Linked DNA regions of Homo sapiens: region 1 is linked to region 2. Evidence: read pairs that join two places in POLR2A ChIA-PET (ENCODE). Cell type or tissue: K562. All regions are shown on one strand. Links, peaks and the distances in the headings refer to the core of each region. The heading gives the core; the rest is flanking DNA. Region 1 overlaps TXNIP (thioredoxin interacting protein). Region 2 holds the start of RNVU1-6 (RNA, variant U1 small nuclear 6).

Region 1 (5,362 bases), core at 282-5,281, 63 kb after region 2:
TTCAAACCCAAGGAGGAACTCTTGATCAAGATGCCCAACCCTGTGATCAGAACCTCCAAATACTGCCATGAGAAACTAGAGGGCAGGTCTTCATAAAAGCCCTTTGAACCCCCTTCCTGCCCTGTGTTAGGAGATAGGGATATTGGCCCCTCACTGCAGCTGCCAGCACTTGGTCAGTCACTCTCAGCCATAGCACTTTGTTCACTGTCCTGTGTCAGAGCACTGAGCTCCACCCTTTTCTGAGAGTTATTACAGCCAGAAAGTGTGGGCTGAAGATGGTTGGTTTCATGTTTTTGTATTATGTATCTTTTTGTATGGTAAAGACTATATTTTGTACTTAACCAGATATATTTTTACCCCAGATGGGGATATTCTTTGTAAAAAATGAAAATAAAGTTTTTTTAATGGAAAAAAAAATGTCTGTGAGATGGCTTTGGAAAAGTTTTTGGAAAGAAGGTGTGTCTAAAGGAGTTTTCCTCTACTTAACAATCCACACTAATGAAAACCTTGTGGAGAAAACACTCCCTATGGACCCTAAGGAATGTCGGCAGAGTGGGGGCTAGAAGGTGAAGAGGGAAACCGTTTGAGGCATGTTTCAGATTCACTGAACAACTATACTGGGATTTTCCGGTTGTCTAAACTAGTTTTCCAAATCCATAGGTAATCATTACTAAATTCCTTCAGTTTTGGAGTTCATGGGTTCTTGAAATACAGGGAGATGATGTTTATGAGGGCATTTGAAAGAAAAGAGTGGCGGTTCCTTTTTTTGAGACAGTCTCACTCACCCAGGCTGGAGTGTAGTATGATCTTAGCTCACTGCAGCCTTGATTTCCTGGGCTCAAGTGATCTTCCCATCTCCGCCTCCCACATAGCTGGGCTACAGGCATACACAACTACGTTCAGTTAATTGTGTGTGCGTGTGTGTGTGTGTATGTGTTTGTTTTTTCTACGCTCAGCTAATTTTTTGATTATTTGTAGAGTTCGGGTTTTGCCATGTTGTCCAGGTTGGCCTCAAACTTCTGGGCTCAAGTGATCTGCTGGCCCTGGCCTCCCAAAGAGTTGGGAATACAGGCGTGAGACACCACACTCAGCTGAAGATCCCCTTTTTACAATATGGTTTTATCATAGGGTTTCTTCCCAATGTAAACTTGATTTATATACTAACAAGGATAACTTCAGGACTTAAGAGGTTATAGAGTTATGAGTATTAAATTCTTTGGAGGCAGCTAACCATTTTTTATTTTCACAGTTCCTAACCAAGCACATAACTCAGTAAATGTTTGCTAACTATTCAACTTCACCCTCATCCCTTAGATGATTTGATGGTTCCTATTCCTTGTAGGGTAATAGTAGTAGAGTAATACCACAATCCCATGTTTAATTGGTGTGATTTTCTTTCTTTCTTTCTTTCTTTCTTTTTTTTGAGATAGAGTCTTGCTCTGTCTCCCAGGCTAGAGTGCAGTGGCCCAATCTTGGCTTAATACAATGTCCGCCTCCCAGGTTCAAGCGATTCTGCTACCTCAGACTCTTGAGTAGTTGGGATTACAGGCATGAGCCACCACACTCAGCTAATTTTTGTATTTTTAGTAGAGACGGGGTTTCACCATGTTGGCCAGGCTGGTCTCGAACTCCTGACTTCCCGTGATTCACCCGCCTCAGCCTCCTAAAGTGCTGGGATTACAGGTGTGAGCCATGGCGCCCAGCAGTGATTTTCATTCCTAAAGAACCGACAGGTGGAGAAACCCTGGGATGGCCAATTTAAATATTTGCACAGATCTGGTCCTGGTCCTTATTTGGGAATTGATTTTTCTGAGGACTTCCACAAACTAATTCCAAATAACAGGCTCCTGGAAATTCTACATGAAATCAGTGTGGGGTGTTGTAGCTCTAGCTACTCACAAGGCTGAGGCAAGAGGATCATTCAAGCCCAGAAGTTCTAGGTTACAGTGAGCTATGATTGCACCACTTGCACTCCAGCCTGGGGGACAGATTTTGTCTCAAAAATAAATAAATAATAAGCAAACTAAAATCAATGTGAATTTAACAGAAAGTGAGATTTAAAAGATCCTTTTCCATTTCAATCCTCATTTTTCGTTTATCTTTCATTTTCCATAGCACTCTCCTCCCTCTCTTTGTCTCTCTTTCATTACCAAAGTGTCAGTCTCTATTTCTCCCTATTGCCAGGGTGACTTTCACCTGAACTCTCCGCCCCTTTCTCACCTGTGCAAGAATTTAGTGGCTCCTCTCCTTCAAATCTGTGACCAGGAAATTAGGTCAAAGTTGATGGAAAAGTTTTTTCTGTAGCTTGTTTTCCAGGGCCTAGAGGGGTGAAGCAATGATAAGAGCAGGCCAGAGAGCAGGACAAAGGAATGGAGAGACCATGGAGTACATGAGCCTGGTTGTGTGCACAGTTGGGCTACCAGTACCCAATATGAGAAGAGGGATGGCTTCGAAAGGATAGATAACTTTATACCCAAGGCCTCTTAGAGATCTGATCCTAGGGCCAGGCGCGGTGGCTTACGCCTGTAATTGCAGCTACTCGGGAGGCTGAGGAAGGAGAATCACTTGAACCCAGGAGGTGGAGGTTGCAGTGAGCCCAGACTGCACCACTGCACTCCAGCCTGGGCGACAGAGCAAGACTGTCTCCAAAAAAAAAAAGAGATCTGATCCTGGAAGGGCCAGAACATGGGCATCTCCTCCGGATACCCTTAATATCCTTTATCCAGCTGTCCAAATAGAACTTTCTATGATGATGGAAATTTTCAATACAGTAGCCACTAGCCCTGAAATGTGGCTACTATGACTGATAAACTGATTTTTTTTCTTATCTTTTTTTTTTTTTTTTTAGATAGGGTCTCATTCTGTCTCCCAGGCTGGAGTGCAGTGGCACAATCTTGGCTCACTGCAGTTTTGACCTCCCAAGCTCAGGTGATTCTCCCACCTCAGCCTCCCAAGTAGCTAGAACTACAGGCACATGCCACCATGCCCAGCTAATTTTTTCTATTTTTTGTAGAGACAGGGTTTCACCATGTTGCCCAGGCTGGTCTTGAACTCCTAGGCTCAAGCAATCTGCCCACTTCAGCCTCCCAAAGTGCTGTGCACACATTTTTTTTTTTTTTTTAAACAGGGTCTTGCTCTGTCTCCCAGGCTGGAGTGCAGTGGCATGATCTCTGCTCACTGCAGCCTCCACCTCTCAGGGTCAAGTGATTTCCCATCTCAGCCCCCTAGTAGCTGGAACTACAGGTGCATGGCACCAAGCCCGACTAATTTTTGTATTTTTCATAGAGATGAAGTTTTGCCATGTTGCCCAGGCTGGTCTCAAAACTCCTGGGCTCAAGCGATCCTCCCACCTCAGCCTCCCAAAGTGCTAGGATTACAGGTGTGAGCCACTGTGCCCAGCCTGTAACTGAATTTTTAATTTTGTTTAATTATTTATTTATTATTATTATTATTTTTTGAGATGGAGTTTCTCTCTTGTTGCCCAGGCTGGAGTGCAATGGCGTGATCTCGGCTCACTGCAACCTCCACCTCCTGGGTTCAGCGATTCTCCTGCCTCAGCCTCCCAAGTAGCTGGGATTACAGGCATGCGTTACCACACCTGGCTAATTTTGTATTTTTAGTAGAGATGGGGTTTCTCCATGTTGGTCAGGCTGGTCTTGAACTCCCGACCTCAGGTGATCTGCCCATCTCAGCCTCCCAAAGTGCTGGGATTACTGTGCCCGGCCCAATTTTGTTCAATTCAATTAAACTTTAGCTTTCTGTGACTAGTGACTGTCACATATGTGACTAGTGACTAGTGACTAGTGACTGCCATATTGAATACCACATCAAAATCTAAGGGAGTAAGCAGCTAGAGCTGTTCCCCCAGAGGAAACCTATCCTTCTCTTACAGCACAAAAACTCCACTCTACTTCTTTTTGCCTTGTGTATACAACTTCTACCTCACCCGAGGACATTTTCCGCGTACAGGCTTGCTTCAGTACACTTCCTTGGGGAGTGGCTTAGCTATTTCCCCACTTAAGTGGGGGAATATTCTGGGTCTTCTTTGCCTATCCTCTTCTCACGTGCCTTTTAATTTTTAAGTAGCTATGACCTACATGTACAATGATTAGAGGAGATGTGGTTCTGAGTATCATTTATTCAGTAGGTTTAATCTGGTATAGGGAGATCTGAGAGAACTAAAAAAGAAAACTACCTAAAGAGAGAAAAGGGCAAGAAAATAAAATTAACAAGAAAAAGGGGCCGGGTGCTGTGGCTCATGCCTGTAATCTCAGCATTTTGGGAGGCCAAGGTGGGTGGATCATTTGAGGTCAGGAGTTTGAGACCAGCCTGGCCAACATGGTGAAACCCCGCCTCTACTAAAAATATAAAAAATTAGCCAGGCGTGGCAGGCACCTGTAGTCCCAGCTACTTGGGAGGCTGAGGCAGGAGAATCACTTGAACCTGGGAGGCAGACATTGCAGTGAGCCAAGATCACGCCACTGTACTCCAGCCTGGGAGACAGAGAGAGACTCCTTCTCAAAACAAAACAAAACAAAAAACAGGTACTTCAACAACCAGAGTCATTGGCTGCCTTGATTGATACCTCTGAACAGACTGGAAACACAAGGATCTAACTTGGGTTGAGGCACTGGGAAGGAAAAATGTGGAGGGGAGGATCTGACAAAGCACATGTTCAGCAAAAAACAATCACACAAGAGCTGAAGGGCATGAAGTGGAGTCAAGGAGTGACCTTTGCACAATTCTTTTTTCTCTTTTTGAGAGAGGGTCTCACTATGTTGCCCAGGTTGGAGTGGAGTGGCTATTCACAGGCACAATCATAGCAAACTCTGACCTTGAACTCATAGCCTCAAGGGATTCCCCCTACTCAACCTCCCATGTAGCTGGGACTACAGGCACACGCAACCTTGGCCCAATTCTTTCAACAGACTACAGATCCCTCTTAGAATTATTTTCTTGGGCTACCTCTAGGTGATAAAATGCATAAGGTGAATAAGGAAAATATTTTACTGACCTTCCAATGATCACAAGTCCCTGCCCCCAGGCATCCTGGCCTCAATAGTTTGGGGATGGGGGATGGGAAGTTTTTTTGTCCTTTCTCTGTTGTGACCTCACATCGACCTCCATTTCATAAGCTGAAACACTCCTTTTCAGAGAGCTAAAGATCCAGGGCTGCAGGTCCTGGCACAATAGGTAAGTCTAGAACCCAGAAAAAGTCCAAAGATTAGTCTTCCTATACTATTAAGAAAAAATAGGCCGGGCACGGTGGCTCACGCCTGTAATCCCAGCACTTTGGGAGCCGAGGTGGGCGGATCACCTGAGGTCAGGAGTTCGAGACCAGCCTGGCCAACATGGTGAAACC
Region 2 (5,392 bases), core at 146-5,145:
GGCCTCCCTCTGGAAAACATACTCTCTCAGTTTACCAGAGTTTCCTGTACCAAGGGGAAATTTCCGCAAACAGTAGTGTTATATTCTTTTTGCCTTCCCTCTTTTCCCTTTGCCCAGGGAGGCCAGATGATTGTGAGAACAGGACTTGGGACTTCCTGTGTGTCTTGCCCCCTTCCTCCATGTGATAAATAATGGCTGACACCAAGCAAGTGGGATTGGGAGGCAGGGAATCTTTCATTTTCTTCTTCATATACTTCTACGCATTTGTTTGGTTGGTTTTGGCAAGATTTTCTCACCAGAAATGGAGATTTGTTGGATTTAAAATAAAAAGTAATCAGCCATGTTTTACATTTCTATAAAACACTCAAACCAGGCCATACTCCCCTGCTGTGCCTCAAAATCAACCATAAACTGTCGAGGTCAGGAGGCAGGGCCCTCACACTTAAGCACAGTGTGTTTCCTCAGAATTGGCCAAGTTGATGCCACTCCAATTTCTCAATATACCACAACCCATTAATTGCGGTTTTTAAAAGTGTACATGTATTTTTACCAAAACCCCAGGGCTTCAGTGTTCTCAGCACACAGAAAGACAATCATTGAGACATTGAGTATTGCTGAGGAAGAAGGCTTTAATCAGGTGCTGCAGCTGAGTAGACAGGAGATGAGTCTCAAATCTGTCTCCCTGATTGACTAAAGTTAGGGGTTTATATAGCGCAGAAGAAAAGTTAACTGTGTGTGGGAAAAGAGGAACTAGAGAGGGGTGAGGAAGCACTCGTGATGAGTGAGGGGACTGGCATCTCATTGTCTGGATGCTGTGATTGGCTGAGTTTCGGGTCTCTGATGCTTTTTGAGAGGCCTGAGAGTCCTTTCCTGAGGAAGGAACTCAGATAAAACAAATGTAAGTTTGTTTTATAGAATGGCTTGACCTCAGGAGTTTGAAACCAGCCTGGGCAATATGGTGAAACCCTGTCTCTACCAAAATACAAAAAGAAAAAGAGGGTTGCTTCCAAGATGGCTGAATAGGAACAGCTCCGGTCTACAGCTTCAAGTGAGATAGACGCAGAAGACAGGTGATTTCTGCATTTCCAACTGAGGTACCTGGTTCATCTCACTGGGACTCGTTGGACAGTGGATGCAGCCCACGGAGGATGAGCCAAAGCAGGGTGGGGTGTCGCCTCACCCGGGAAGTGCAAGGGGTTGGGGGATTTCTTTTTCCTAGCCAAGGGAAGCTGTGAGTGACTGTACCTCGAGAAGCAGTACACCCCTGCCCAAATACTGTGCTTTTTTCCACTGTCTTTGCAACCGACAGACCAGGAGATTCCCTCTTGTGCCTGGCTCGGCAGGTCCCATGCCCATGGAGCCTTGCCTGCTGCTAGCACAGCAGTCTGAGATCAACCTGTGACACTGGAGCATGGCAGGGGGAGGGGGTTCTGCCACTGCTGAGGCTTGAGTATGTGGTTCTATGGTCACAGTGTAAATAAAGTGGTAGGGAAGCTCGAACTGGGTAGAGCCCACTGCAGCTCAGCAAGGCCTACTGCCTCTAGATTCCACCTCTGGGGGCAGGGCATATCTGAATAAAAGGCAGCAGACAGCTTCTGCAGACTTAAACGTCCCTGCCTGACAGCAGGGACTGCTGTCATAATCATTATGATTATGAATCATAATCATGAAGACAATCTGTATTCCAGAATAGTAAGGGAACCTATTCCATCAGGGAGCCAACTGAAAACATCAAATCCCAGTTCACACCCCAGGGTGTGGTGTCATGCACCTGTAGTCCCAGCTACTTGGGAGGATTAGTAAGGAGGTTTGCTTGAATTCGTGAGGTCAAGGCAGAAGTAAACCCTGATCATGCCACTGTACTCCAACCTGGGCGACAGTGAGACCTTGTCTCAGAAACAAACAAACAAACAAAAAACCCCACAAAACCAAACAACAACAAATTGTCACCTCATTCTGAAATGACAGTGGCAAACATCACTTTGCTATTTGAAAATTAAAAGAAGCCGGGCGCGGTGGCTCACGCCTGTAATCCCAGCACTTTGGGAGGCCGAGGTGGGCGGATCACAAGGTCAGGAGATCGAGACCATCCTGGCTAACAGAGTGAAACCCCATCTCTACTAAAAATACAAAAAATTAGCCGGACGTGGTGGCAGGTGCCTGTAATCCCAGCTACTGGGGAGGCTGAGGCAGGAGAATGGCGTGAACCCGGGAGGCGGAGCTTGCAGTGAGCCGAGATAGCCCCACTGCACTCCAGCCTGAGCGAAGAGCGCGAGACTCCGTCTCAAAACAAAAAAAAAGAAAATTAAAAGAAAAACACTCCCTCTTGCTATCAACCTGCCCTCTTGCTCTAACTTGTCTGACCCATGGTTTAAAATGCCCAAAAGCTGATGTACTCAAATTATAGTACACTTACCTGTTCTGCACCAGCATTTACTTTTGTCTGGAGGAGATCACCATGCATGGTCCTATACATGTCTAATGGCATGGAATGATGAAGGGTAGTGTCTTTTAGGATAGTTGGATACATATATATATATATATATATATATATATATATATATATGCGGAATGCTACATCACAAGAATAAGAATGTGAAAAGAACCAGTTTCTTTTGTAATCCTAAACGTTCTAGTCTGAGAATTAAAAGCCATTGTTCGAAGAAGGGTGCCCAGGGTCCAGCTGGTCGCCGAAAGCTTGCTCCGCAATACAGGCTAAGGACCAGCTTCTTTGGAAGAGAACAGATGAGGGAAGCAGGAGAGAAAAAAGGGAGAGGCAGACGTCACTTCCCCTTGCCGGCTCCGGCAGCGGGTTGGTCGGCTGAGCGGCAGAAAGGCAGACGGGGACTGGGAAAGGCGCTGTCGGTGACATCACGGATAGGGCGACTTCTATGTAGATGAGCCAGCGCAGGGGCTGCTGCTTCGCCACATGCTGCTTCGCCACGAAGGAGTTCCCGTGCCGTGGGAGCGGGTTCAGGACCGCTGGTCGGACCTGAGAGTCCCAGCTGTGTGTCAGGGCTAGGAGGGCTGGGGGGGAGGGGGGTGTGCGCGGGGCAAGTGACCGTGCGTGTAAAGGGTGAAGCGTGTGAGGCTGCCGGCGGGGCGGAGGTGCAATAACTCATACTTACCTGGCAGGAGAGATACCCTGGTCACGAAGGTGGTTTTTCCAGAGCGAGTCTTATCCATTGCACTCCGGATCTGCTGACCCCTGCAGTTTCCCCAAATGTGGGAAACTTGACTGTATAATTTGTGGCAGTGGTAGACTGCATTCGCGCTTTCCCCTGTATTTTTGTCGTTTTAAAAATAGGTTTTGTTTGCTGCAGAAACGCATACTGGGCGTCAGCGTAAGCTGAGAATCAGGTCTTTGTTCCCATCTGTAACTTCACTGAAACTAAAAATTTGGGACATCGTGGTTCTCACGTTTGTAATCCCAGCAATCTATGAGGTACGTCGATAGGTTATGTTTATGTTAATATCGCTCGACCTCAGGCGTGTGTGGGCAAATATAGTGAACCCGTCTCTACTAATCTCTTATCTTTTTTTGTTGTTGTTCTATAGAAATAAAACTAAGCTTTTCTTTTCCCTATGGGATTAACAGCAAACAGTCCGCTGGAGTGTATGGCGCGATCTCGCCTTACTGCAACCTTTGCCTCCTGCGTTCAAGCTATTCTCCTTCCTCAACCAGAGAATACTCAGCCTCCCGAGTAACTGGCATTACAGGCTCAGGCAACCAAAAAATTAGGTCCGGCTAATTTTTTGAATTTTTAGTAGAGACATGGTTTCACCGGGCCGGGCGCACTGGCTCGCGCCTGTAATCCCAGCACTTTGGGAGGCGGAAGCGGGTGGATCATGAGGTCAGGAGGTCAAGACCATCCTGGCTAACACAGTGAAACCCCATCTCTAATAAAAATACAAAAAAAAAAAATTAGCCGGGTGTGGTGGCACGTGCCTGTAGTCCCAGCTACTCAGGAGGCTGAGGCAAGAGAATCGCTTGAACCCGGGAGGCAGAGGTTGCAGTGAGCTGAGATCGCACCACTGCACTCCAGCCTGGGCGACAGAGTGAGACTCCGTCTCAAAAAAAAAAAAAAAAAAAAAGAGTGACAGGGTTTCACCATGTTGGCCACCCTGGTCTTGAACTCCTGACCTCAAGTTTTCCGCCTGCCTCGCGGCCTCCCAAAATGTTGGGATTACAGGCCTGAGCCACCGCACCTGGCCTGTTTACAGACTTTACAGACACATTTTGTTTACAAGCTTTACAGGTACAGTTCAATTGCGATTAGTGTATATTATGTTTGGCCCAAGACAAGTGTCTTTTTTTTTTTTCCAGTGTGGCCCAAGGAAGCCAAAATTTAGACAACCCTGCTCTAGAGGGTTTGATTCATGGTTCCACTGGGTTATGCTTATTGCCTATAATTCCATTTGATATTTTCCAAATTTGATTTTTTAAAAAGCGTTTTCCTGAAGCACCCTAAAGCTTTCCTAATAATATGAGAACTTAAACCAGATTGGATGTGACAAAACCCTGCTGGAATCCTGCAACTTCTAACCTTAATGTTAGATCAAGAAGCAAAACACCCACCAGTCCAAGGGTCAGGGAAGCTGAAGATCATGCCTGAGCTGTAACAACGCCCTTCCCAGTATACAAAAGAGTGTAACAGCCACTCGAATTCTATCTTCCAAGTGTCTCCTGTTGCCCAGGCTAACCTAGAGCTATCTAAAGATGGCAAATCTGGGAAATGTGCATTCAGCTTGGCAAAACTGATACATTACAAATCCACCACAGTCCACTTCTTCTCAAAGTGGCATCAATGTACATCTTCCTCCTCTTCTTTTTTTCCTCCTCTTCCTCTTCTTTTGCTTCTTCCTCCTCCTTTTTCCTCCTTGTAAAATCATACTTAAGGTTCAAATAAAGACAATATGAAAATCATACTTTTTCTCATTCAGTGAAAATATGCCAACCCTTTCCCCAACAGGATAAAGTCTTTGTCTTTGAATGATGTTCACTCCTTTTTTAGCTAGATAGATCACATTCCATATTTGCTTTCCTGTAACCTAAATATTGAGATTTCTAAAAGTTAATTATTAATGAATGTGCTAGCTAGGGTGATGGAAGAGGAGAATTCTCAAGAAAAGTTTTGGTTAATATACACCCAAATGTATTCATCTCAAAATAATGAAGAAATACTCATAACTATTACAAGTCCTGATTTCTGCAACTGGCACTGGCACTAGCTGGTATTTGTAACTATCTTCACATCTTGTACCCACAGCCAGTTCCTTTGGGCCTGGGCCGGTGGACGTGAGCGTGGGAAGGACAAGAACCCGCGGTGCCCCCCACCGCACTATCCTCGGGTCTCCAGAGGTGGGATCCACCGGGCAGGGGCCTTTGCTG

What was found. ChIA-PET counts read pairs that join two places held together with the same protein. Peaks named below come from ENCODE experiments on the same cell type or tissue, not always from the same donor. Only the 100,000 strongest peaks of a DNase experiment are listed, where the experiment ranks them.
Region 1: POLR2A ChIA-PET joins it to region 2 with 13 read pairs; 14 of 35 experiments call an interaction of 5 or more read pairs at or near these places.

The regions. Positions count from the first base shown.
Region 1 is chr1:145,987,490-145,992,851 of GRCh38, reverse strand. TXNIP (thioredoxin interacting protein) reads left to right here. Exons shown (of 8, transcript NM_006472.6): 8 at 1-417. Among named protein-coding and RNA genes, the nearest start is that of TXNIP, 6.4 kb to the left of the region's middle. RefSeq lists an enhancer at 65-144. In K562, for the core only: no CTCF peak of the experiment used is centred there; a DNase peak (open chromatin) is centred at 2,388.
Region 2 is chr1:146,049,973-146,055,364 of GRCh38, reverse strand. RNVU1-6 (RNA, variant U1 small nuclear 6) reads left to right here and starts at 3,121; the gene lies at 3,121-3,284. LINC01719 (long intergenic non-protein coding RNA 1719) reads right to left here and starts at 2,769. Exons shown (of 3, transcript NR_125968.1): 1 at 2,417-2,769. RefSeq lists enhancers at 2,451-3,182, 3,183-3,911 and a silencer at 3,032-3,271. In K562, for the core only: no CTCF peak of the experiment used is centred there; a DNase peak (open chromatin) is centred at 3,164; H3K4me3 peaks cover 919 bases.